4 separate regions of the Homo sapiens genome follow, and regions 1, 3 and 4 are each linked to region 2. The links are chromatin contacts, found by Hi-C or POLR2A ChIA-PET in ENCODE. All regions are on one chromosome and are shown on one strand. Each heading gives the region's core, a stretch centred on a gene start or an enhancer-like site at or near the end of the contact. The rest is flanking DNA. Distances are from core to core; before and after follow the strand shown.

Evidence for each region. Hi-C counts contacts between places; a loop is a spot of excess contacts on that map. ChIA-PET counts read pairs that join two places held with the same protein, here RNA polymerase II (POLR2A). Pooled maps may share reads with other maps.
Region 1: a loop to region 2 is called in a map of aorta, with 5 times the contacts of the local background. The contact joins two enhancer-like sites. A Hi-C loop is called at or near these places in 6 of 168 maps with a recorded cell type or tissue (Caco-2, Calu3, aorta and 3 more) and 13 of 50 pooled maps.
Region 3: a pooled map shows a loop between it and region 2 (2.1-fold over the local background). The contact joins two enhancer-like sites. A Hi-C loop is called at or near these places in 5 of 50 pooled maps. POLR2A ChIA-PET finds 5 or more read pairs at or near these places in 3 of 52 experiments (AG04449, activated T-cell and activated naive CD4-positive, alpha-beta T cell).
Region 4: a map of sigmoid colon shows a loop between it and region 2 (2.5-fold over the local background). The contact joins two enhancer-like sites. A Hi-C loop is called at or near these places in 2 of 168 maps with a recorded cell type or tissue (esophagus muscularis mucosa and sigmoid colon) and 1 of 50 pooled maps. POLR2A ChIA-PET finds 5 or more read pairs at or near these places in 1 of 52 experiments (RWPE1).

The regions. Positions count from the first base shown.
Region 1 is chr14:90,597,064-90,602,922 of GRCh38, reverse strand. The region is part of intron 17 of TTC7B (tetratricopeptide repeat domain 7B); the gene reads left to right. Among named protein-coding and RNA genes, the nearest start is that of TTC7B-AS1, 43 kb to the left of the region's middle. Within about 2 kb of position 3,326, at least 3 of the 41 ENCODE cell types and tissues checked have a DNase peak (open chromatin) inside an H3K27ac peak, as active enhancers do.
Region 2 is chr14:90,297,759-90,303,555 of GRCh38, reverse strand. NRDE2 (NRDE-2, necessary for RNA interference, domain containing) reads left to right here. Exons shown (of 14, transcript NM_017970.4): 6 at 431-836; 7 at 2,184-2,317; 8 at 5,176-5,296. Among named protein-coding and RNA genes, the nearest start is that of NRDE2, 31 kb to the left of the region's middle. RefSeq lists a silencer at 457-751. Within about 2 kb of position 2,820, at least 9 of the 41 ENCODE cell types and tissues checked have a DNase peak (open chromatin) inside an H3K27ac peak, as active enhancers do.
Region 3 is chr14:90,674,102-90,679,439 of GRCh38, reverse strand. It overlaps TTC7B (tetratricopeptide repeat domain 7B), which reads left to right. Exons shown (of 20, transcript NM_001010854.2): 9 at 2,780-2,917. Among named protein-coding and RNA genes, the nearest start is that of TTC7B-AS2, 21 kb to the left of the region's middle. Within about 2 kb of position 1,564, at least 3 of the 41 ENCODE cell types and tissues checked have a DNase peak (open chromatin) inside an H3K27ac peak, as active enhancers do.
Region 4 is chr14:90,722,478-90,728,412 of GRCh38, reverse strand. All of the region lies in intron 5 of TTC7B (tetratricopeptide repeat domain 7B), which reads left to right. Among named protein-coding and RNA genes, the nearest start is that of TTC7B-AS2, 28 kb to the right of the region's middle. RefSeq lists an enhancer at 5,906-5,935. Within about 2 kb of position 1,497, at least 6 of the 41 ENCODE cell types and tissues checked have a DNase peak (open chromatin) inside an H3K27ac peak, as active enhancers do.

The DNA.
Region 1 (5,859 bases), core at 2,077-4,576, 300 kb before region 2:
CTTCCCAAGGCGGGTGGCCAGTAAATTTTAGGTAGAGGGAACCAGTTGGATCTTGAAATTTTTGTAATTAATCCAACCATTATTGTTGCATAGGAGAGCAATTCTAACTGTTAATTTTTCTAAAAATAAGCAGACATCATAAAACTTAAAAATGTATCTACCAAAATTTAAAGGAATTGCTTAATTCCCTGGATGTAGGATCAGTGCTTTTTTTTTTTTTCTTTTTGAGACAAGGTCTTAGTAGATCAGGCTGGAGTGCAATGACACGATTACAGCTCACTGAAGCCTGGAACCCCAGGGCTCAAGTGAGCCTCCCACCTTGGCCTCTTGAGCAGCTGGGACACCATGCACACGCCATCATACCCAGCTAATTTTTTAATTTTTGGCAGAGAGGAGGCCTCACTGTGTTGCCCAGGCTGGTTTCCAACTCCTGGGCTCAAGCGATCCTCCCACCTCGCCTCCCAAAATGCTGGGATTACAGGCGTGAGCCATCACGCCCAGCCTAACAGTGCTTTTGGCAGTGTTTAAGTCATTAGTGACTTGTCACATCTGCCAAAGGATGTTTCTTAGACCACTGATTCTCTTTGGTCAAATATATTTGGACGACAGTCCATCTCCTGCCTAGTGCTTCATAGTTCACATTAACCACATTAAATGTTCTGAGAAGTCCCGCACTTTGACCCAGTGTTCCCAAACTAATGTAATCGTTTTTTCCACCCTAGGAAATCAGTGTTCATGGATTGCATTTGGGGAAATGCTGGTGGATATGGGGATCCAGTGCATTTGAATGACCTGAGCCTTTAGCTTATGGCAAATACTGCCCCTCACCCTTAAGAGTTGATTCCACCCTCTGAAATCCAGCTCAACCTAGATGTGCCTTTATTTCTGGCCTAAAAGCAGTCCATAATAGAAAAGAGGTATGTGTTGGTGCTGTCATCACACATTAGGTGCTTCATAAAAGAGATTTCCCTGCCAGGTTCCTCTCACCATCAAGGGCCAGCTCTGGAGTCACCCGGCAACTCGCCGCATCGCCCTGGGCCTCATTTCCTCATCTGTAAAAATGTAAATTCCATAGTTATTCTATGTACACCGCCCTTATGATTTGGCAGCCATGGATCCTGGTTTTAAGGGCGAGTCAGGTGCCTTCCCCCTGAGTTACACCCTGGGCAGCTAGGACCAGAAGAGTGGAGGTGGCTGAGCAGGATTGGAGCGAAGCAGCAGGGCTCTCTGCATGCTGCTCATCACTTCTTAGAGGACCCGGGGCGCTCCCCTGCAGGTGCCCTAGCAGTTGTTTTTTTGGAGAAAAATCTGTGCTGATGTTTTATTCCCCTCTCCAAGAACATGCTAAAATCAAGATTACCGACTTGAGTTCTTGGCTCCATTTTTCCTATCACTGATTCTAGTGAAGTTGCTGCTCTCTTTAGCAGTAATTCACCGGGAGAAGAGAGTAAACACGTTAATGAAGAACATACCTCTAAAATAAAATAAGAGTGAGAAAGGAATTCAAGACAGTAGTGATGTTTTTCTCTTTCCATCATGGCAAGCATTTTATTGAGCTGCATTTTCTAACACTCAAGAATGTATATCATGATCAGGAAGTGACTAGTCAATTAGGCGGTTTTAGTCTCTGTTCCTGCTTAATAGAATAAAGTAGCTTTAAAAGAAATCTAGGTATATATGGGAGCATCACTCTGTGATGACTGTACCATTTTTGAGGGGTGGTGATTTTTAAAATTCAGCTCTAATATAGAACCTTTTTTTGCTATTTTAATTAAACTAAATTTAATATAATTCTCCTTAATTAGTTCTGTAGTATCTTTCTTTAAACAAGATTGAGTGGAATGATAGGAGACTGACAAGCCAACAGTAAGTGGCACTCAGGTAGAAGTTGGGGAGTGTGTCCAGCATTAGAATATCATCCCAACCTGGGAGGCTTTCCCCAGGACGCCGGCAGTCAGGCACTTGGAGGCTCAGAGAGCCTTCCCCAGGCAGAAGGCACTTCCACCCCAAGACACAGCCTCATGAATATGCATCAGGGAGGGTTCAGGTGGAGATGGAAGCATCTGCCCAATGTAGTCCTCCAGAAGGTACTGTCTCTAGCGCAGAGCCACCGGCAGCGGCTCGCTCTGACAGCTGGCACCTTCCTGCATGCGTGTGAACGGCTTCCCTCCATGCTTTCTGTGTGACCACCTGGCCCTGCCAGCACCCACCAGCAGCATGCTGCGCTAGCCCCGCATGCCCACCGGTGATGACATGTCCCCGGCCCTCCCTGCCTTACTGGGGTCCTTCCCTGGAAAGAGCTTCCCCCTTTCAGGACAAGACGTGTGCTGTCAGGTTTAAACGGTGCTTGATATTATGTTAAAGTCAGTGGGAAACTGATCCCGTCTTGGGGCTATGAGTCTTAATCCTTTTTTCACTTGGTGAAAAATGGAAGTGTCTACTAGAATGGTGACCAAGGTGATTTATTTATCAGAGGAACCCACAGCAGGAGCCCTCATGGTTGGTGGGACTGGGTGGGCAGCGGCCCCGCCCCTGCTGTCACACTGGGGGACACAAGGCGCGAGGGCAGCTCCCAGGGAAGCAGCAGATGGAGAGGAGAGCTGTGACAGCGCGGTGCAAGGAGCCACCACCTGGAGTCGCCTCCTCAGAAAGCAGGACTACCCTACAGCAAAGATGGGAATTGTCCTAACTCCCGGGCACCAGGGAGATGAGGGGACAGCAGTTATGTTTTTTAAAAGGTATGGAGAAATATGCCTGCTTTGAGGGCCGAAGTGGGAGTGGACACTCATGCCTCTTCCTCTCCCTTCAAGAAATAAGAGACAGTCAACACTAACTCCTTCGCCTCCTCCCGTCCTCAGCCCCCAGGACATTCTGGTTCTTCAAGCACAGGTGACACACAGAGACAGAAGGGCACAGAGCTGCCAGCAGTCTGCAGTGTTGGACTGATTTATTTCCAAGCCCTATCTTGAGAAACAGAATTTTTTTTTTCCTGTTAAGAAATGAAAATTCTAAAGCAAAGCTAGCTCACAGAATGCTGAGTCACTCAGATTGCTGCTTAATATTCAGGTTCTTTAAGAGATGGAACTGCTGCTTTTTCGTATTATTTTAATTGTGAATAAGTTGACAGAGAATTTGGAATCATTTCAGGGTCAAGGGAAAACAGGTACAGCAGAAATTCATTAGCAGCAGGTGATTTCTGCATGCCCACGACTGCAGTGGCTCAGCTACTTGTCAGAAAAATGTGGGGAGGGCAGGTGTCTGCCGCTGCAGCATTAGGCAGAAAGAATGTGGGTGCCAAACAGAGACGGGGCTTGGGGTGTGGCCACGTGCCATCGTTCCCCCATGTTCACACTCATGAGGCATGGAGTGGGTTCTCCAGGGCTGGGAAGCAAGGAGCTGCCCCAAATCCTGCCAGCCTCATGTGAGGTGGTCGGCTGACATCTTTTGGTAGAGGATGTTTTTCACACGTCATGTAATGTGGCTGTCCGTCGTTCCTGGCACTGGAATGCTCGCCAAGTCACCGGGTGGGCAGGATTCCATCTGAGAGAGATCCAGCTCATCTTCTATGTGCTGTGAGGGGAGAGGGAAGGCGAGGGGTCCTTCAGACTGCAGCCACTTAACTGAGGCCACCAGACAGTTAGAAGGAGAGCTGGAATATAATATATCCTATTTATTCGGCAACACTTGCGTGTGACAAATACAGGGATATGAAGCATAACTAAGCCACTTAATTTATCAGTTATGCTTTTTCCTTTGTCTTTTTCTTCTCTTTTTTTGTTTGAGACAGAATCTCGCTCTGTCACCCAGGCTGGAGTGCCATCTCAGCTCACTGCAACCTCCACCTCCTGGGTTCAACCGATTCTCCTGCCTCAGCCTCCCGAGTAGCTGGGATTACAGGCACCCGCCACCAGGCCCGGCTAATTTTTTTTGTATTTTTAGTAGAGACAGGGTTTCACCATGTTGGCCAGCCTGGTCTCAGACTCCTGACCTCAAGTGATCCACCCGCCTCAGCCTCCCAAAGTGCTGGGATTACAGGCGTGAGCCACCACGCCCAGCCTGTGCCTTTTCTTAACAGAATTATTGGTGCTGGGATCCCTTTGGATGATGAACTTTGGTGGAAGAGGGCTCACATGTGATTGCCACAGCTGAGGTCTATGTGAAATTCACCATAGGTGTCATGTGCATTGGAAAAAGGATTTTTGGAAAAGCTTCACCTGCAAAGGCAATATGAGCTAGCCGTCCCAGTGTCCTACTTGGGGCAGGCAGGGTTTCTCAACAGCCCTCAGTGTACAATAGGAGCACGGGTCAGAAAACCTCAGGAAGGGTTCAGAGCTTGGACTCATGGTGCCCTGAGATCAGTGGCCTTGGTTCCTCTTGGTTCCTGGTCCTCTTGGCCCGTGAGGAAATGCCTTCCCATCACAGTTTCTAGGTCCTCGGCTGCCTTCCCCCCTCCTTACCCCCATGCATGGTGATGGAGAGAGGAGCCTAGAAGGAAACCCTGGCTCAGAATGTTCTTCAGGTGGCACTTTGCCTCTGTATCAGGTGTCCAAGATAACATTTTCGATTGAGGATCTAGGTGGGAGGGCAAGGAAAGCCATTGGCTTGTGGAAATGCAGATGGCCTCCGCTCCAGGACGTCACACGCCCTTGCACCATTCGGGCCGTTTGACGACAGACCTGTGCTAGATTTCAGAGCGAGCTCTCACCTGCCTACGTCAGCCCTTGGTACAGTGGGTCTTGCAGTGGCTTTTCAGAGCCCCTGTGTCCTGTGACTGCGGGGAGAGGCGCATTGTCTCCTAGACGGAGCACGGCAGCCGCTGCGCAGCACACAGTCCTGTGGGCTCTGGCAGTGGCGGGACCTCTTGAAGCTGGGTGGCAGATGAGAGATGCACCATGGCCCAGGTGCTCTCCCTGGCTTACCTGTTGAACCTGATTATTTGGAAACTTATTTCTGCAGAGCCTTGGATTTCAAATTGGAAATATGTCCTATATTCTAACTTCTGATTCCTTTTTCAAGCCTCAGTTTGCCCATTTCCACCTTAAGTTAATAGTGCTCTCATTCTGATGTACGATGCAGGAACATGTTTGCCGTGGTGAGAAAGAAAGGGGTTCTTTAAAAATGTGCTGGTTAGAGCCAGTGTTTCCAGCTGTTTACCTATATAAGTCAAAATCCAGTGTCTATATAGTCACTTACCATTTCAGTTCTATGAAACAATAAAATACAGTACAGGGTTTTTTTTGTTGTTGTTGTTTTGTTTTTTTTTTTAGATGGAATCTCACTCTTGTTGCCCAGGCTGGAGTGCAATGGCGCAGTCTCAGCTCACTGCAACCTCCACCTCTGGGGTTCAAGCAGTTCTCCTGCCTCAGCCTCCTGAGTAGCTGGGATTACAGGTGTGCACCACCATGCCCCGCTACTTTTTGTATTTTTAGTAGAGACAGGGTTTCACTATGTTGACCAGGCTGGTCTCAAACTCCTGACCTCAGGTGATCCGCCTGCCTCAGCCTCCCACGGTGCTGGGGTTACAGGCATGAGCCACCGCGCCTGGCCTGCTTGGTTTGTTTTTTAACCAGCTGTATCCATTCTGATTAAAGTGATGTTTTTCCTTCCCCCTCCTTCCAATACTAATTCAATGGAAGACTTTTATTTGTTGTGTTATTTTCAGGAATAGTAGATACCAACTTATATAATTTCACTATTGTTAGTTATGTGCTATTATTATGTGAGTGCCCTAACATTTATCCCTGGTTCAGAATATGAAGGCTCTCTGCCCTGGTGAAATGTGTGTACCAAGAAATTGACTAGGAAGAAAAACATTATTTCTAATAAACCTGTTATCCTTCTCTATATTTTAATTTTACG
Region 2 (5,797 bases), core at 1,571-4,070:
TGTGAAAGAGAGAGGGCTGTTCAGTGTATTACCCAGTTAGAGCCATGCATTCTCTTTCGAAAACTTGTAGGTTTGTCTGAATCCCTAATTTTGAACCACTCATACAATTACCATATTTTGTGCCACATTTGGCCCTTTTATTGGTAAGGTCTGCTCTTCAGAAAAGACTTTCAAGGCATTGTATGCTAGTCATTGATGCAGAAATCAAAGCTTAAAATGGCAGAGAGTGGATAATTAAGTGATAAATACAAGATCAAACATATCAGGTGACACAAGCACTTTAGGATCCAGGTTTTCTTTAAAAGAAATAGTGGCAAACTGGTGGTTTAAGAAAGTCCCTAGGGGGTGGTAAGAAAATCAGTAAGCATTGTTGAAACTCAGGATCTCCCAGGTCCATTTGCATTTGTAAATTGGTGTTTTTGTTGTTGAGGACGAGGTCATGAAAAGTCCTGGCCTGTATGCCATCGAGGAAGGAGAGCAGGAAAAGCGAAAGAGGTCCCTGAAGCTCATTCTGGAGAAGAAGCTGGCCATTCTGGAGCGGGCCATTGAGAGCAACCAGAGCAGTGTGGATCTGAAACTGGCCAAGCTGAAGCTCTGCACAGAGTTCTGGGAGCCCTCCACTCTGGTCAAAGAGTGGCAGAAACTGATATTTTTGCATCCCAATAATACAGCCCTTTGGCAGAAATACCTTTTATTTTGCCAGAGCCAGTTTAGTACCTTTTCGATATCAAAAATTCACAGTCTTTATGGAAAATGCTTGAGCACTTTGTCTGCTGTTAAGGACGGCAGCATCTTATCTCACCCTGCGTTGCCTGGCACGGAAGAGGCCATGTTTGGTAAGGAGATAACCAGATCCAGTTACGTGGGAGGAGTTAGACTTTCTTTTGGCTTTACTTGAAAATGAAGATCTATTTTTGATTTATTCTAGAAAAAGTCTAAATTGTTTGATAGAACTGATTTTTTTAAAAAAGTATTACGACTCTTTTTGATAACAAATTTGCCCCCAGCTCCCAGGGCAGGTGGGGGCAATAGGGCCAGTAGAGTTAAGATATCACTGGACAAGGTTCTGCTGATTAGCCAAGTAAACATAGGCAAGTCTCTTAACTGCTTTGGCAGTCGGTGGCCTTATCTGTCGAGATGCATGTACCTGTCTCACCCAATTGTAGGGTCCCAGGCAGTAATGTCCGTGAGATGCCCTGACTGGGAACCACTGCATAAATAGAAGTTTTGGGTATTATTATGCTGTTAACATTTTTGGTGTGTCCTGAAGGAACCTGGAACATTAATTTTGACAGTAATGAGATGTTGGAGGCTGCATGTTATGCAGAGCCAGAGAGTATCACTTTTGACCTTGAATCCTGAAGGGTTTGCCCTTCACTGGCTCTCTTGTGTCCTTGGGCAGGTCCTCTTTGAGCCCCAGTTTCTCCATCAGCAACAATACTATAAACCTGCTTTACAGGACTGTGTTGCACAGTAAACGAGATAATCCATGGCGAGTCTAGCTCAGTGTCCGGCACAGAGCAGGCATTTATTTGATCACAACCCCTGTTATTGAGTATTAATTACTGTTGGCATCTAAAGATAGAAATACATTGCTCTCAAAATATAAGCATTTATCACACTGACACAGAGTCTTGAATTTGTCACTGTATGTGATCTACACAAATAGCTTAGTGTTATTTAGTAGCTGGAATTGTACCAAAAGTAAGATGAACTGGAATGTTCAGACATGGAACCTTGATTTGTTTACAGCCGACTCTGAACATAGGATGAAAGTTGCTGGTGAGTAATGCCATCTAGTGATCAACTGAATACAGCTCTTTGCTTTCTGATAAAAATCTGCTACGCCATCCTTTTTCTATAATTTTTCTTGTGATAATGAGCTGTGATTATTTGATAGCATTCAGACCAACCTCTTGACTTATTTTTATGTACTATATATAGTTTTTGTTGTTAATATTTGTGTTCTGTGATGCTTTCATACAAAAATTAGAACAAACATACTTGGATTATAATACTGTGTGAGACGCTTTAAATCAAGACATGTATCACAGCTTTGTAAATTAATAGTGATTGCAGGTGAAAGGTGTTCTCAATGTGTTAATTGCCTGTTTTGAGAAGTTAGGTTCTTTCCCTTTAACGGTATCAACCAGGCTTCTTCCCCTTTGCCCTCCTGTTCGCAGCACTCTTTCTTCAGCAGTGCCACTTTCTGCGGCAGGCTGGCCACTCTGAGAAGGCCATCTCATTGTTCCAGGCCATGGTGGACTTCACCTTCTTCAAACCCGACAGCGTGAAAGATCTGCCTACCAAAGGACAGGTACCCAGCTCTGCTCGCCTCATCTCTCTCTTCCTGGCTCTTTCTCTGGAGGGAGAGGGGGAAGGTGTGGATAATGAGAGGTGGTGTGGATAATGAGAGGTGGTGTGGTAGTGTTTTTAAAATATCATATCCTCCTTTATATCAGTCTGCTGAGGAGGAATTCTCAGAAATAGTCCAGTGATCTGAGGAAAGTTTTGTAATGAAAATGGTGAGATGTGGATAGGTAAAGAAGCTTCCCCCTCCTTCACAACATAAAGGCTCTCTGAGGACTCACCCTCCCACCCTGCCTGCCTGCCTGCCTGCCTGTGTTCCTCCTTTCCTTTTCCTTTCCCTGCCCCCTTCCCCTCCCCTTCCTCCTCCCCTCCCCTCCTCCCCCCCATCCCCTTTCTGCCTTTGTTTAAATGCTGATTGGCTCCCCTAGTCAGGGAAACAGTTGTCATGCCATTTTAAACCTTGTATTACTCTCTTCCACCCTTACACATTCTAGTTTGGGTCTTGCATCACTTCCTCAGTTAACCTTCTAAGTACCCACAATCTTCGCTAGAGTTGCAAATGAAATTACACAGAGATACCTTGTCAACAGTGATCCTTATTGGGGAAGGGTTAATCCTTTAGATGACAAGCGAGCATTGCCAATGTTTGAGATAAATGAAGATAAGTGAAGAAATAAAGAATTTTTATAGAGCTATGTATATAAGAAAATGTATCTTTTCCCTTTTTCCACTAAATAAAACTCAGTTTTCTACTCTGTAAAGATGTCTAGTGGAAGATAAATAGAATATATGAGTTTATGGTGAACATTCAAAAGTGTTTCTTGAGAGGCCAAGGCCTCCGTCATGTGGGAGTTTCATGAATTGCCAGTAAAGACCATTTTTATCATGATGCTACCTCTAGAAAAAATTGGATTAAAGAATTATACCAGTTAAATTGCTATAATCAATCATTAATAAACCATATAACAGAGTAATTTTAAGACATGCTGTGAGATTTTAAGAATAGGCTGTACTACAGAAGTGATTCTCAGCTGACTCTAAGGAACCTTGTGGGTCAGGATCAGAATTTCTCTCACCCCCTCCCCCTGCCCCTTTCCTAAGACCCTCTGTGATAAGAACAGAGTGATGGGTGGAGGGTTCTGCCTACAAATGTGACCCATCGAAGACCACTGCTCTAAAGTGTTGGGAGACCCCGATCCTCGTGCTTGAGGTTTTAAACACGAATAGCACATGTGATTCCAAAGCATTTACATGACAACTTTGGAATAAAGTTTCTTATTTACTAATATTCCATATTGCTTTTATAACTGAGAGACGTTGTTACCGTGAACACAGTAGCGTGATTTAACACAGGCAGGTCTGATATTACTGGTCTGCGTTTCTGTGGAATAAACAAATAGATTATACTCATTTATCACACTATTTAAAAAAAATTTTTTTTCTTAAGTAAACTTTCTTTCTTCACTCTTACAAGAGCCAGACCTCTAAAGAGGGAGCGTAGTCGTCCTGGTTCCCCTTTCTGAGGATGACTGACGTGTCAGGACGTTTGCCCTGCCCTGACGTGACTCTCCTGGAGGCAATACTCCTCCAGGCGTGTGTGGCATTGCCCAGGGCTCAGGCTAGATAATCCTGTGGCTCATGGCCCATGCTGTGCCCACTGGAAGCCTGCTTGTCCTCTTCAAAAGGTTTCTTACAAAAGCTTTCACTGAGTAGGTTATTGGCTCACTTTCACAGTCCTGTTTCCAGTTGATAACATGATCACGTTTCTGTTCATTGCTGTGTTCACATTCTGTTCCATAGGGAAAGATTTATTGCCAGTGAGCTGCTTACCACACACCTAATGCTCGAATGAATGAGGGAGGTGCTAATGGGGCCAGGCTTTAAAATGCAGACCTTTAGGCTGGGCGCGGTGGTTTAGGCTTGTAATCCCAGCACTTTGGGAGGCTAAGGTGGGCAGAGCACCTGAGGTCAGGAGTTGGAGACCAGCCTGACCAACGTGGAGAAACCCTGTTTCTACTAAAAAAACACAAAATTAGCTGGGTGTGGTGGCTCATGCCTGTAATCCCAGCTACTCGGGAGGCTGAGGTAGGAGAATTGCTTGAGCCCGGGGAGGTGGAGGTTGCAGTGAGCCAAGATCACACCACTGCACTCCAGCCTGGGCAACAAGAGCGAGACTCTGTCTCAAAAATAAAAATAAAAAATGCAGACCTTTTTACTCCCTGGTCGCCTGCCTTGTTCAGATCTGTGCCAACAAGCGTTTATTGAGTCCCTGCTAGGCAGTAAGTATTGTGCCAGGTGTTAGGAATATATAGTTACTTAAGATATGGTTGTGTCACGTAGCTCATGGTCTGTCTTGTTGGAACCTTCCTCTCAAAATATCTTGAAAGCGGCATGACTTTAGGAATTAGCTCGGGGGTCCAGTGATACTAGGTGAACTGGCAGTGCCACTGTCCCTGGTTAGACTGGCCTGGCAGGATAAGAACTAGGAAACTACTCCCTTCCTACCCATCTGGAGACCCTTCTTGCTGAACCTCAGCTGGTCTTTTTGTAACCTAATCCCGGGAGTGACCCCCCATCACTTTTGCCATATTTTGTGTGTTGGAATCACTAGGTCCAGCTCACATGCGAGTGTGAAAACCACAAGGCAGAGGTAGGGTCATGGGGGCTATCTTGGAAGCTGCCTGCCACGCTAGATAGATCTTTTTTCTATCTTGGGGTGTGTAGCATGTATCTACTTCAAAGACTGATGGCAAACATGATTTCAAGGATCATAAGCTTCTCTTATATCCACCAGCGCGGATTTTGCCCACTGACTCAGCAGTTTTATACAAGTGAGGTCTAACGTCCATTCTAAAATCTGAACAGGTGGAATTCTTTGAACCCTTTTGGGACAGTGGAGAGCCCCGGGCTGGGGAGAAGGGAGCCCGAGGCTGGAAGGCGTGGATGCACCAGCAGGAACGAGGTGGCTGGGTGGTCATCAACCCAGGTAAGTCACCTCTCATTGAAGACGTGTACTTCTGTTTCTTCTGGAATTTGTTTTTACATCCTCATGATTATTTATCTGCTTAAGCTATTTATCAGTAGCTTCAGAATATTGCACAAACATCAAAATGTCAAAAATGTTAAGTAGATGTCATGGGTTCCCCTTAGAAGTTTTAAAGCAGTGGACTTATTCCTTCAGTACATAATGCTTTGAGGATTTGAAAGTTTCTGTAATTTCCCTTTTTCCTTTTATAGGCTGCAACTGAAGAAGGAATCTTGTTAATAACTGCCCCAATCCTCATTCTTTTTTTTTTTTTTTTTTTGAGACAGAATCTCGCTCTGTCACCCAGGCTGGAGTGCAGTGGCAGGATCTCAGCTCACTGCAACCTCTGCCTCCTGGGTTCAAGCAATTCTCATGCGTCAGGCTCCTGAGTAGCTGGGATTACAGGCTTCTGCCACCATGCCCAGCTAATTTTTGTATTTTTGGTAGAGATAGGGTCGCCAT
Region 3 (5,338 bases), core at 315-2,814, 380 kb before region 2:
TTTTGCCCTCCCCACACATACTGTTTAATGGGAGGTATAAAATGGACTCAGGTGAGTATAGACATGGGGTCTGAGCATAATAACGTACATGCGCGGAGAGAAGGAGGGTTCAGAAGAGGCCAGAACTCATGAGAGGGCAGCTTTCTTGCCTTTGATTAAAACTTTGAATGGTCCACTGATGTTTACAAGAGCAAGTCTGCTTGAGTTACCACCTCTTTTGATCTGGAGGCTCTTTGGTGTCATTGGGCTTACTTCCTCTCAAGGAAGCAGGTTGCCCGATAGTCAGCTGATAACTTAGGGTGGTGTCATTTACATTCTCTACTTGCCTTGGTGCAATCAGGGAAGCACATAGGTGAGCAGGCTGGCACTAGGTGGCATTCAAGTGAACGAGTCTCCACAGGCTTCCCCACCGGGTCATCCATGGAGCCAGCTCATCTTGGCCTCCTGGTCAGCATTCCCTCATCCCAAGTTGGGTCCTTGGCAGGTAGTTCCCTTTGGGCAAACTTGGTTGGTTATGGTGTAAAAGTTCTGAAAGCATGATGACTGTACATTTTAGATTACCTGGACAATTCTGATTGAAAACATTATGTTCCACTGTCAGATGATGTGTTCCAGTCTGCAATTTGGAAAACATGGCCACCTCTCTAAAATGCTTGCACTAAGTGGAGATGTCTTTGGAATGATATCTCCAACTCTCCTGCTTCTTAATTGAAGTGATAGAAACTAATAATACTCAAACATTGAGATCCCTTTGAGACAGTCAGATTTGGCTCTATGGTATGTAATTGCCAGAAAAATCTCTTCAGGGGATGTTGAAATCCAGTGATGTCATCAGTGGATATGAAGGATGAGGTTTCTAACCAAAATGATTATGTTCTTCCTGTAAATCATTTCAGAAAATGTAGGTAGAAATCTAAATGAAATTGCCTTTGGAAGCCTTTTTTCCATATCCTTTGACTTCTCGATTGTTTAGTTTTTAGACAGAAAATGAATGTGCTCAATTTCAAAACCAAAATGAAAATTGCTGTGTTTTTTGGATGTCAGAAAATTGTGTTCTTTGTTGGTACTGACTTTAATTCAGAAGCATGAATTTGTCCGTCGCTTCTCCACCTACAAGGTATCATTTAGAATTGTGCTGTTTTCTAACTACAAATCAAATTAGTTTCCCCTAGGAGAATGGGATTATAAGAACTTGATTTGCAGAACTACCACTGAGGCAATATTCTGGGATATTTATTATTTGTGGGTCTGTTTGAGGTTCTATATTGTACCTTTTTAATCAAAAGATACTGATACTTTCTCTAAAAATGAAAAGAATGCATTTAGTATAACTTGAAAGTCTCTCATAAATAGTATGTTTGTTTTGTTCTCTTCCAGGCATTGGTCTCAGTATGGAACATATATAGCAAATAAATAAAATGAGACCATTTGCAACAGGCCCCTGTTTCCTTCAGAGCTGCTTTTTTTGGGCTCAAGAGGGACTCCTAACAAGAAAAACTTAGAATGAAATCTTCAAAAGCAGGCTTGTTTCCGTAAGAGATGACTCACTTTGTAGGAAGTGGCCTGTCTTATATATTCTTATTTGTCTTTGACATTTAACAGCAAGGAGTTTTAAAGTGAGTAAGTACTGATGGGTGGCTAAAAGTAAATGCCTTGGACTCACACACAAAGAAAATGCATTTTGTCTCATTAGTGAGAGGGAAGGTGTGTGTGTGGCCTTTCTGAATGTCAGGGGGAAGATCAACGTCAGCCTGCCGGGACAAGTGACCCCGGAACCTCATGTACCACTTTCACAGGAAAGACTGGGGGGGCCTTTCTCTGCTCCTACAGACAGATGGATCTGCAGACTTCTGTTAATTAGCAGAGGGAAAAAGGCAGGCGAAATCTAACTTTGTTGATTCTGAACTTCCTATTAGGGAAAAGAGGAAAATGAGCTAGCTGTTGAGTCTCAGACATGTGATATATTTGGAGGAATCTGTAGAGAAATTAAATTTTAGAAGTAATGGAAACAAGTTGCTGTAAAGAGCATTTGATTTCTGGATAGATGAGATTAATAAGTTTGAATGTGCCTGATGTATTTCTGTGCTAAGCATAGAAAATTGACGGTGTTCTCTTGAGTCCTCTGTGTTAATATCTTTTAAAGTAAAAATCTGCTTTCTTCTTGTTTTCTCTTATATATCTGTGTTGTGCTTCCTTAAACAAGATTGAACTCATCTTTGTGTTCTGTTCCAGTGAAGATGTCATATAGGGATTTGAATGTTGCTTGGTGATAGAGGAAAAGTAAGATATATCTCTGTAGGACTCATGGAACTTGATGACACAATTGGGTGTTGGGAAATGCAGGGCTGGGAATTTTCTCCCACTCTTTAATGTAGAGCAGAAGCAGGATTCACGAGTGAGGTGCAGCAGGGCCTCACTTGATGGATGATTCGGCTGCTCTAGAGCGCAGCTGCGTCTTCTATGAGGCTGGCTATGAACCCGAGGCCAGGGAAAACTTTGTATCGGCTGCCAAGGCTTCCTCCAGATGCCTGTCGACAGGTACAGGTGCCCTCTAGGTTCACACTTCCAGGACTTCAGTGTTTGGATCATCCCGTATATCATGTTCTGCGGTGCCCAGGGGATTTTGAATAAATAACCCAAGATGACAGGCCTCTGCTCATTCCTACCCTTGTCTCCATTCCCTTCGCAAATTGGTAGGGGCAGGAGGGCCTAGGTGGACTCCCCGCCATGCAGCACTAGGTTCTCTCTCCATCTGCTTCTCTATTCCATGTTTTTTCAGGCCAACCGGGACGCTGTGCTGAGCAGGATACCTGAACACAAGAGTGACCGCCTCATCAGTCTGCAGAGTGCATCTGTGGTCTATGACTTACTCACCATTGCTCTTGGAAGAAGAGGCCAGTATGAGATGCTGTCAGAGGTACAGCTGCTGAGTCTGGTTGACATCCAGGTGGTGGGTGGCAGTTGCACGGTGACCCCAGGGAAGCGCTGTGAGACCTGGTCCTGGGCCCCCCTCTATTAGTGGCAGCCATGTGATCTTGGGCCAGTCACTTAACTTTGGTTTTCTCCCCTGTAGAATGGGCCTTGGGCTAAATGATTAGGTGGTGGAATTGATCTAGTCTTTTACCATGAGAGTTCCATAACCCACCAGGCTGTGAGTTTGTGTGTGAGGGAAGGCAAACATTTCTCAAGCAGTTTCTCTTTCCACCAACTGAAAATCTCCCATCTGTGATATTAATTTCCTCATAGAACAGGTTTCCTTTAAAGTATCAATGTGTACAGTGAAATCGCCAGTGGCCTGACAATTTCAGGCACAGTGTGTTATGTTAGCTGGTATAGACCGTTTCATATAAAGGAGACAGTCTTCTTTCAGAGTCTTTTGCTTGTTCAGAAGGGACCCTCGTGGATTTCAGATCTTGTGCAAGGTACTGTCATCTTCTCACTCCCTCAGTTTCTAAGAAACGCTTAGGATGGAGGCTTGCCTCTTTCACAGTTTCAGGAGAAGCTGGTTCATCCTGGGCTATGGTTATGCATTATTAGGTTCCTGCCCAAAATATCAAATTCTACCATGGTAAGGCTAAATAAATAACAAGAAGATCACTTTATCTTTTCTTTAGCAAAATAGAGAAAAAAAAATCCCTATTTTTTAAAAGGAACTTTTCCATGTTATTTATCTTTCTCTTTCTAAATTTATACCCATTGCAACAGCCTCTGGGCACGAGGACAGGGAATGAAATACAGTAACAGATTGGCTGAAATCAGATAAGTGCCCGACTCACCCTCTAGCCTGCCAGTGCATCGCCACATTAGGCAGGAACCTTGGGGAAACAGATGAGCCTGTGTGGCTTGAATCTTTTTTTAGTCCATGGTTTGGTGACTCTACAGGGCAGTGGTTACTCAGCCTCACAATCTGGCCTGACAAAGCAGTGTGTGCAGATGCCCCCACCACATGCGGCTCAGCCCCGGGACTCAGTCCAGGCTTAGGATTGGCCTAGGTTGCTCATCACTAAATGGATCGAACCTCTCCCGGTACCTTGATTTCCTGGACCCCCCTTCTCCCCACCACCTAAGTTCCTGTCAGCTGTGTCCACCACAAAGCCTGTCACTGGGGACCATGCCACCCAGCTCACAGTTGAATTCCTTTAAGGTGAATTCGTTCCTCCAGACAAAACACATTATCACCTCTCTAGGTTCAAGGATGACAGTGGTACGCACACATCTACTTCCATCCTATTGGGTAGCAATGTTGCCTTTCCCCAGCTCGAAATCTCCTAGGTCCAAAACAAGAGTGAGGAGCTTGAGGTGTCTGGCCCTGTTGACTGGCTGGGTGGTCTCTGCCCCTGGGCTTCCCATTGTTCTGTGAACGTTCTAGGGGGTGGTCATCACCCTGGTGGTTTCCTCTGCAAGCTGTGGCTCCGGGGCCTGTGCCTGCTCCTGGCACAGAATACTAGGACCTTGTTTTCACCCAGATGACTTCTGTCTTGATATCATATGTAGCTCCCACCTCGTGGTGGTCACCTGCCTCCCAAATGACTGGGTAGTGTAGTTGCGGGAACCTTTGCAAGTCAGAACTTCACTCCCCTAGTCACATTGCAAAAGGTGGTGCAGTGCCAAAGGTTGCCTCGGGGAAGCTGGAATAGGAGGGTAGAAGAAAGGCAAATTTGTTACTGTATCTCCCCCAGAGCCTTTTGAATTTTATACCATATCTGTGTTTTATCTTCTAAAAATCTCAACCAACTGATGAAATATATGAAATGGAAGATGTTTATTTCTTCAACACATGTATGTACTATCACCTCTTCTGTGCCAGGGGCTCTGATTAAGGCCAGGGATACAGCCAGGAGCAAGGTGTGGCCCCTGCTCACAAGCTGCCCCCAGCCTGGAGCTGCCAGGTGTGACAAGCAGCTGTGGCCCATGTGCTGACGGGGGCGGGCCCAGCACAAGCTCTGCATGCCTTATCTAGGGGTTGGATACTTGGCTTCAGCCTTGCCTGTGCCTACCACTTAGGCAATTGGAGCGAGCATTCACCAACTGTGTTGTCTCAGATCATCCGACTAAAACGGTCGATGTTGTAGGAGAAAGATGAAAGCTCACAGCATCTCAAGGCTGCCTGGCCCATGGTTGGATAGCTCAGTTACTGAAGATAGGGGTTAGGTCCACCCTTTGCTGAGTGTGGGCCCTCTCTCCCTCCCTCTGTCCGAGGCCACATCCTACTCTGGGTGTCCCACTTGTCTTACTTCCTCATTTACTGGGGTTTTTCTGAATCCACTTTTTTTTCCTCCTCATCTGCCTTTCCATTTTCTCAGGACTTTAATTTAAAAGAGTAACTGGATTTTTTTTT
Region 4 (5,935 bases), core at 248-2,747, 430 kb before region 2:
TCTGGGCTCTAAAGACCAGTGATGGGATTGGGCCAGGTACTCTCATTCTTTTTTTTTTTTTTTTTTTTTTTTTTTGCGGGGGGGACGAGGTCTTGCTATGTTGCCCAGGCTGGTCTTGAACTCCTGAGCTCAAGGGATCTGCCTGCCTTGGCCTCCCTAAGTGTTAGGATTACCGGCATGAGCCACCACTCCCAGCCCTGGGCCAGGTACTCTCAAAGGTCCCTGTTAGCTGCAGTCCCTGCTGGTGCAACTAGCTCAAGGCTGGGACGGTGCAACAGTAGTGAGGAATTACTTTTAGGAGGTGGAGGTGAGGGCCAGTTTGGGGGCCACAGAATATACCCCAAGGAGAAAAACCGTTGGGAGGTTTTGAACATGCCAAGTGCTGTCAGGGCTGCTTGACCCATACCAGTGGGCTACGCAGGGCCTGAGGGCCACAGCCAGGGCTCATTTGTCACTGGATGCCTACAGCAAGCGGGGACAGAATGGAGGTAACTGCTGTCCCTAAGCACCAGCAGCTTCCCACGCTTCCTTGTGAGGTACTTGCTCCCAGTTGTCTCACTCCTTTTGCTCTTCTGCAGTTTTCTTCTGTGTATCTGAAAGGATATAATGGACAGGATTGACTGATTTTCAGTAGTAGGAAAATACACTAGAGTTTGGCAATAAGAGATGGAATTGATGAAACACAATGTTTTTCTTTAGAAATATACTTAAATGTATACTCAGCTTTTTAGCTGTCATTCCTGAGGACTCACTGAATTATAGTCTTGAATCTGATTCTTCTAGAACTCTCCCATCTTTTCCAGAAGTCACTGCGGAACTGGTGGACTTGGGCATCTCTTTCAGAAAACCTGATGCCAGGACCAGTTCCTAAGCCCCTTCTGATGTGTTAGATCCAAGGGCTGCTTTTAAGTTTGGCTTAAACACTTGTCCTTCATGGTCACTGGTCCTCACAGCGTTGCCGCTCCACCATGTGCAGTGGGCAATGTGAGCAGTATTGCCCCTATTGTTTAGAAAAATTTAGACTCACAGGGGATGTGCCTTGCTGCAGTCACACAGTTCCTTGGGCTCCAGTCCTTTCACCACTGTGCCACTGTGTGGGAAGCGCTGTGGCTCGGTGTGGATGGAGTCGATGGGAGGGATTGACTGTCCATCACCCTCCCTCTGTGAGGGAGCACTTGACCCCGGACAGGACATCGCCCACAGACAGTTCCCAGCCTCTGTTGGTTGGGTGATTTCTCCTAAGGCTTTCCCCCGTGTCTCATCTACAGCGCGTCACAAAGCATCTCTTTCTCCTCGCCCTCCTCTCCCGGCCTCCCTTTCTGGCTCGTCCTCTTCCCTCTCCCACCCCTCTTTTTCTTCTCCTTCACATCTTTTCCTTCCCTTCCTTCCTAGTTCCTCCCTTCCTGGGCTCCCTCTTTCCTTATGAGGCAGGAGAGAACAGCTAGTTGTCATCCAGGCCGGTAACTTCCTCCACCTCCCAGTCCCGAGTCTCTGGGCGCGGTCTGACTTGGAATGTACCCAGATCCATTTCACATCTATTTCTCTTATCCCTCTGGGTGGCAGCAACAAGCCTGTTAAGGCTGAAAAAACATCTTGTTGAGGCTCCGCAGAGGGTGAAAGCAGAACAGTAGCCTCAGAGGGCCAGGATTGCCGCCTCTGAGGGCTCCAAGTCGCCTCGCCAAAGCAAGCGCTTGTGTGAGGGCAGCTCAGGTGCTGGGTTTGGAACCAGCCCTTTCTTCCTCTGAGTCTCAGGTTCTTTATCTGTGTAGTAGGGTGAATATCAGTCACCTCGGAGAGCAGTAGTGAGGAGCAAATAAAAATATGCACATGGAAGCACCTGGTGGGGTGTCAGGCAAACAGCAGGAGGTAAATTGTGACTTCCAATGGTGACGACGCCTGGCTGACTTACCAGCTGAAAGTGGGACCAGATTCAGGTCACGTCCTGGTTGCAGTGGGAGCTTGTGGAGAAGTAGATGACCGAGCCGGACATTGCCAGGGCTTGGAGGCAGGGCATTTCTTTACAGTGGCGCTGGCTTAAGGCAATGCTGCTCAAGGTGCATAACCATGGGCTTGGATAACATTCTAATCACTTTCAGAGAAAATAGGTGGGACTGACTGGTCTGACCGCGGTGGCACTGGGTATTCATTTCACAGCCCAGCTAGCAGCAGAGAAACGGCCTCACCCTCGGGTTCCCCTCGGCCTTCTGAGAAGATAATGTTACTCCCTACTTGAGTCATTGCCGCCAGAATTGCCAGAGAAGCTTGATTTGGGCATGTCAATCAATTTTGGATTTTTACCTCTTTGTAGAGTCAAGGTCTTATTCTATGGCCCAGGCTGGAATGCAGTGGTACGATCCTAGCTCACTGCAGCCTCGAACTCCTGGGCTCAAGTGATCCTCCTGCCTTGGCCTCCCAAAGTGTTGGGATTATAGGCATGTGCCACTGTGCCCAGCTGGGATGCCAATTAGTTACTGCAGGTTGCTTTAGGAATATTTACCCATCTTTTGTAAACAAAGGGTAGCAAAGCACATTTAAAGTAACCTTGCTTCTTGTTAGCTGTGTCAGGTGTCCTGGGTAGGCAAAACGGATTGTAGTGTGTTTTCACTGGCTTTGAATTGATTTTAATTCAGGTGGGGTGGAGATAAATTGATGCAAAAGGCAAATGACTGTCAGCCGGGAGATGCACCCATGGGGTTGTACCATTTTCTAGGTTACATCACCGAGTGCTGCATGGGAGGCCTTGACTCAGAAAGCAGGAAGTCAGGCAGGGATGGTTCAGACCTTGGGCTCCCCTCAGGTACTTGCAGCCAAGCCAGGGAATAAAGTGGTATGGAAGGGCTTTTGGACCTCTGTTTTTATAATCAAACAAATAGACCACTCATCACCACTATGCATCTACTTTAAAAAGCTTTCAATCTTCCCATATAATCTCTTTGCAATTGTTTAGCCCTGCTCAGTGTAACCTAGACTTAGAAGGCAGGAAAAGGAGTCCAAGAGGCCCTTCTGTATCCTATGGGCTGCTGAGGAGGGTGCTTCCTGGGCTTATGTCTCAGATACAACAGCAGCAGCAGCAGACAGGCTCCCACATCCCATGTGATTGTGGGGAGGTGATCATGGTGAGGGCGCCCGCCAGGACGTGAGCATGCTTTGCTGGATGCAGTTGTCTCTCTTGGTGCTTGAGCAACTTAGCCTTTGCATTCTGGCCTTCTGGAGGTCATCTTCCCTCTTGCAGTGGTAGCAAGTGTTCACGTTTAAAACTGCACACTACTTTTGACAGTAGGAGTCCACTGCAGTGAACATAAGAGAATTCACACACGTTTCCTGTAAGCATTTAATAACCACCACTTTTTTGTATGCAACCCTCTTCAAGAGATACGGAGATGAAAAGGAAATGGGCCTTGTCATCTGGCAGATGGTAGAGAAAAGAAAAAAGATGAAGACATAAACATTAGTACCTTTAAAGGTTATGACATGGTTCTGTAAAAGCATAAACAATGAAAGAACACCAGATCACTTTAAATGAGCTGAAGATTCCAGGCCCATTTATTCATGCATTCGAGTAGGGTCATTTGTTCATTCAGTTAATGAGGATTCATTGTGTACCATCCGTGCCAGGGCTGTGTTAGCCCGTTCTCTCATTGCTATAAAGAAATACCTGAGACCGGGTATTTTATAAAGAAAAGAGGTTTAATTGGCTTACAGTTCCACAGGCTCTACAGGAAGCATGATGCTGACATCTGCTTGGCTTATGGGGAGGCCCCAAGAAATTTGCAATCATGATGGAAGGCAAAGGGGGAGCAGGGCCATCACATGGCCAGAGCAGGAGCAAGAGAGTGAGGGCGAGGCAGGGTGCCACATACTTTTAAACGAACAGTTCGCATGAGAACTCACTCGTTATCATGAGGAGTACCAAGGGTGATGGTGCTAAACCATTCATGAGAAATTCACCCCTACGGTCCAGTCACCCCCTACCAGGCCCCATTTCCGACATTGGGGATTACATTTCAATATGAGATTTGGGTAGAGACACACATCCAAACCATATCACAGGGCCTACATTAGGTTGTGGGGACGAGTGGTGAAGAGAAGAGACAAAGTCCCTGCCCTCCTAGAATTCATGGAGAACTGAGTCTCATGGAGAATTAGGAATTAAAATAAGCCATTTCAGGATAGTTGTATGTGTTATCACTGGGGAAGTCAAGGTTGCCATAGAAGCAAACAGGAGCACTGCTCTGCTGGAAGGGCCATGTGATTTGGAAAGGGGAGTGAAGATTTGGAAAAGTGGGCTTGAGATGGTGTAGATGCCTACAGATGGGGAAGCACCAGAGGGACGTTCCAGTGGTTGGTAGAGTGTGGAGTTAGAACTGTACTCGGTATTGTGTGTATTCTACAGGATATGAGACCAGTCTGGCTGGAGTGATGGTTTCTGTAGACATCTGGGGATGTTCCTATAAAGCTTTCAGCATGGGACCTGGCATGCAGTGGGTTTGGTCAGTTATTCAACGAGTATTTGTTGAGTTCTGCTAAGTACCAAGTACTGTGCTCAGTACTAGTATATGTTGGCCAATATAAGAGACATAGTCCAGGCTCTCAGGGAGGAGACAGTCTAGTGAGGGAGACAGATAATATGTAAGTACTGGTCATATATAATTACAAATTGGAATAGGTGCTAGGAAGTGAATGGGTGCAGTGAAAGCAAATAACAGAAGGCCCCTGCTTAGATAGGGTGGCCTGGCCAGGTCTCCGGAGGAGGTGACATTGAGATGAGACCAAGACTTGCAGGGTGAGAAGGAACTAACCAGGTCAAGCACAGGGGAAAGAGAGCTCCAAGGAGTGGGTGCAAAATGTGCAGAGGTCTTGACCCGGGAAAGAGCTTGGAGTGTTCAAGAATCAGAAAGGAGTCCAATGTAGTAGAAGCATTGGAAGGAGGAGGGTCACAAACTGTCTCAGTCTGGCTTACCCAGAAGAAGGAAGGTCCACTGTGCAGCATATAGTGGGAGAGTGATGGTTGTCCAAAGAAAAGTCCCTGAGTCACCAGGACAAAGGGTAGGTGATACTAGGTGGTGAAGACATTAGATGTGTATCTTAGAGATAACAAAGGGTATAGAGACCAAGAGAAGTGGATGCATTTGAGATGTCTGTTAGAACTACTAGAGTTAGGACTGCTGGTGGATTGGATTTGGGGGACAGAGGGTAAGGGAAATGGAGGAACCAGAGATGACTCCCCAGTTTCAGCCTTGAACCATTGGTTAGATGCGTGGAGACAAGGAGAGGATCAGATCTGGAAAAGGAGAAATCAAGAATTTGCCTTTGGCATGTTAGGTTTAAGATGCCTGTGAGATGTCTAAGTGGAAGTGTCAACATGACCAGAAGACGGGTTTGACTTGAGTTATAAATGGGGAATTTCAGCATATTGATTATATTTAAGGCCACAGGATTGAATGAGATCAGTGAAGGGGCAGAGAGTAAAGAGAGAAGACAGCCCAGGACTTGGCCTGAAGACCTGCAAGAGTTGGAAGTTGAGTAAAGGAGGAGGATCCTGTGAAGGAACTGCCAGAGGTGGAAGGGAAATCGTGAGGGTGTGTCCTTGTGAAAGCCAAAACGGGAACCTGTGCTAGGAAAGAGGAAGTGGTCACCTGTGCTGAATGCTGCTTAGATGTTAATAAAGAAGACCAAATTGTGACCCCTGGATCAGATACCATGGAAGACATCTGTGACCCTGAACAAACTTGGTGGAGTGGTAAGAGCAGAAGCTGGACAGGGGAAGTTGAGGAGCAGATGATACAGGATGAATTGCAGCTCTGTATACAGGCCACTTCCTAGAAATGTTCTTCCCCTTCCATTTTCTTTTCTAAGGTGGAGTTCATGCTGGAAGGACCGATGGCAGAATGATGGTGGAAGATTAAACAGCAGGCTAAGGAATAGGGAATTCATT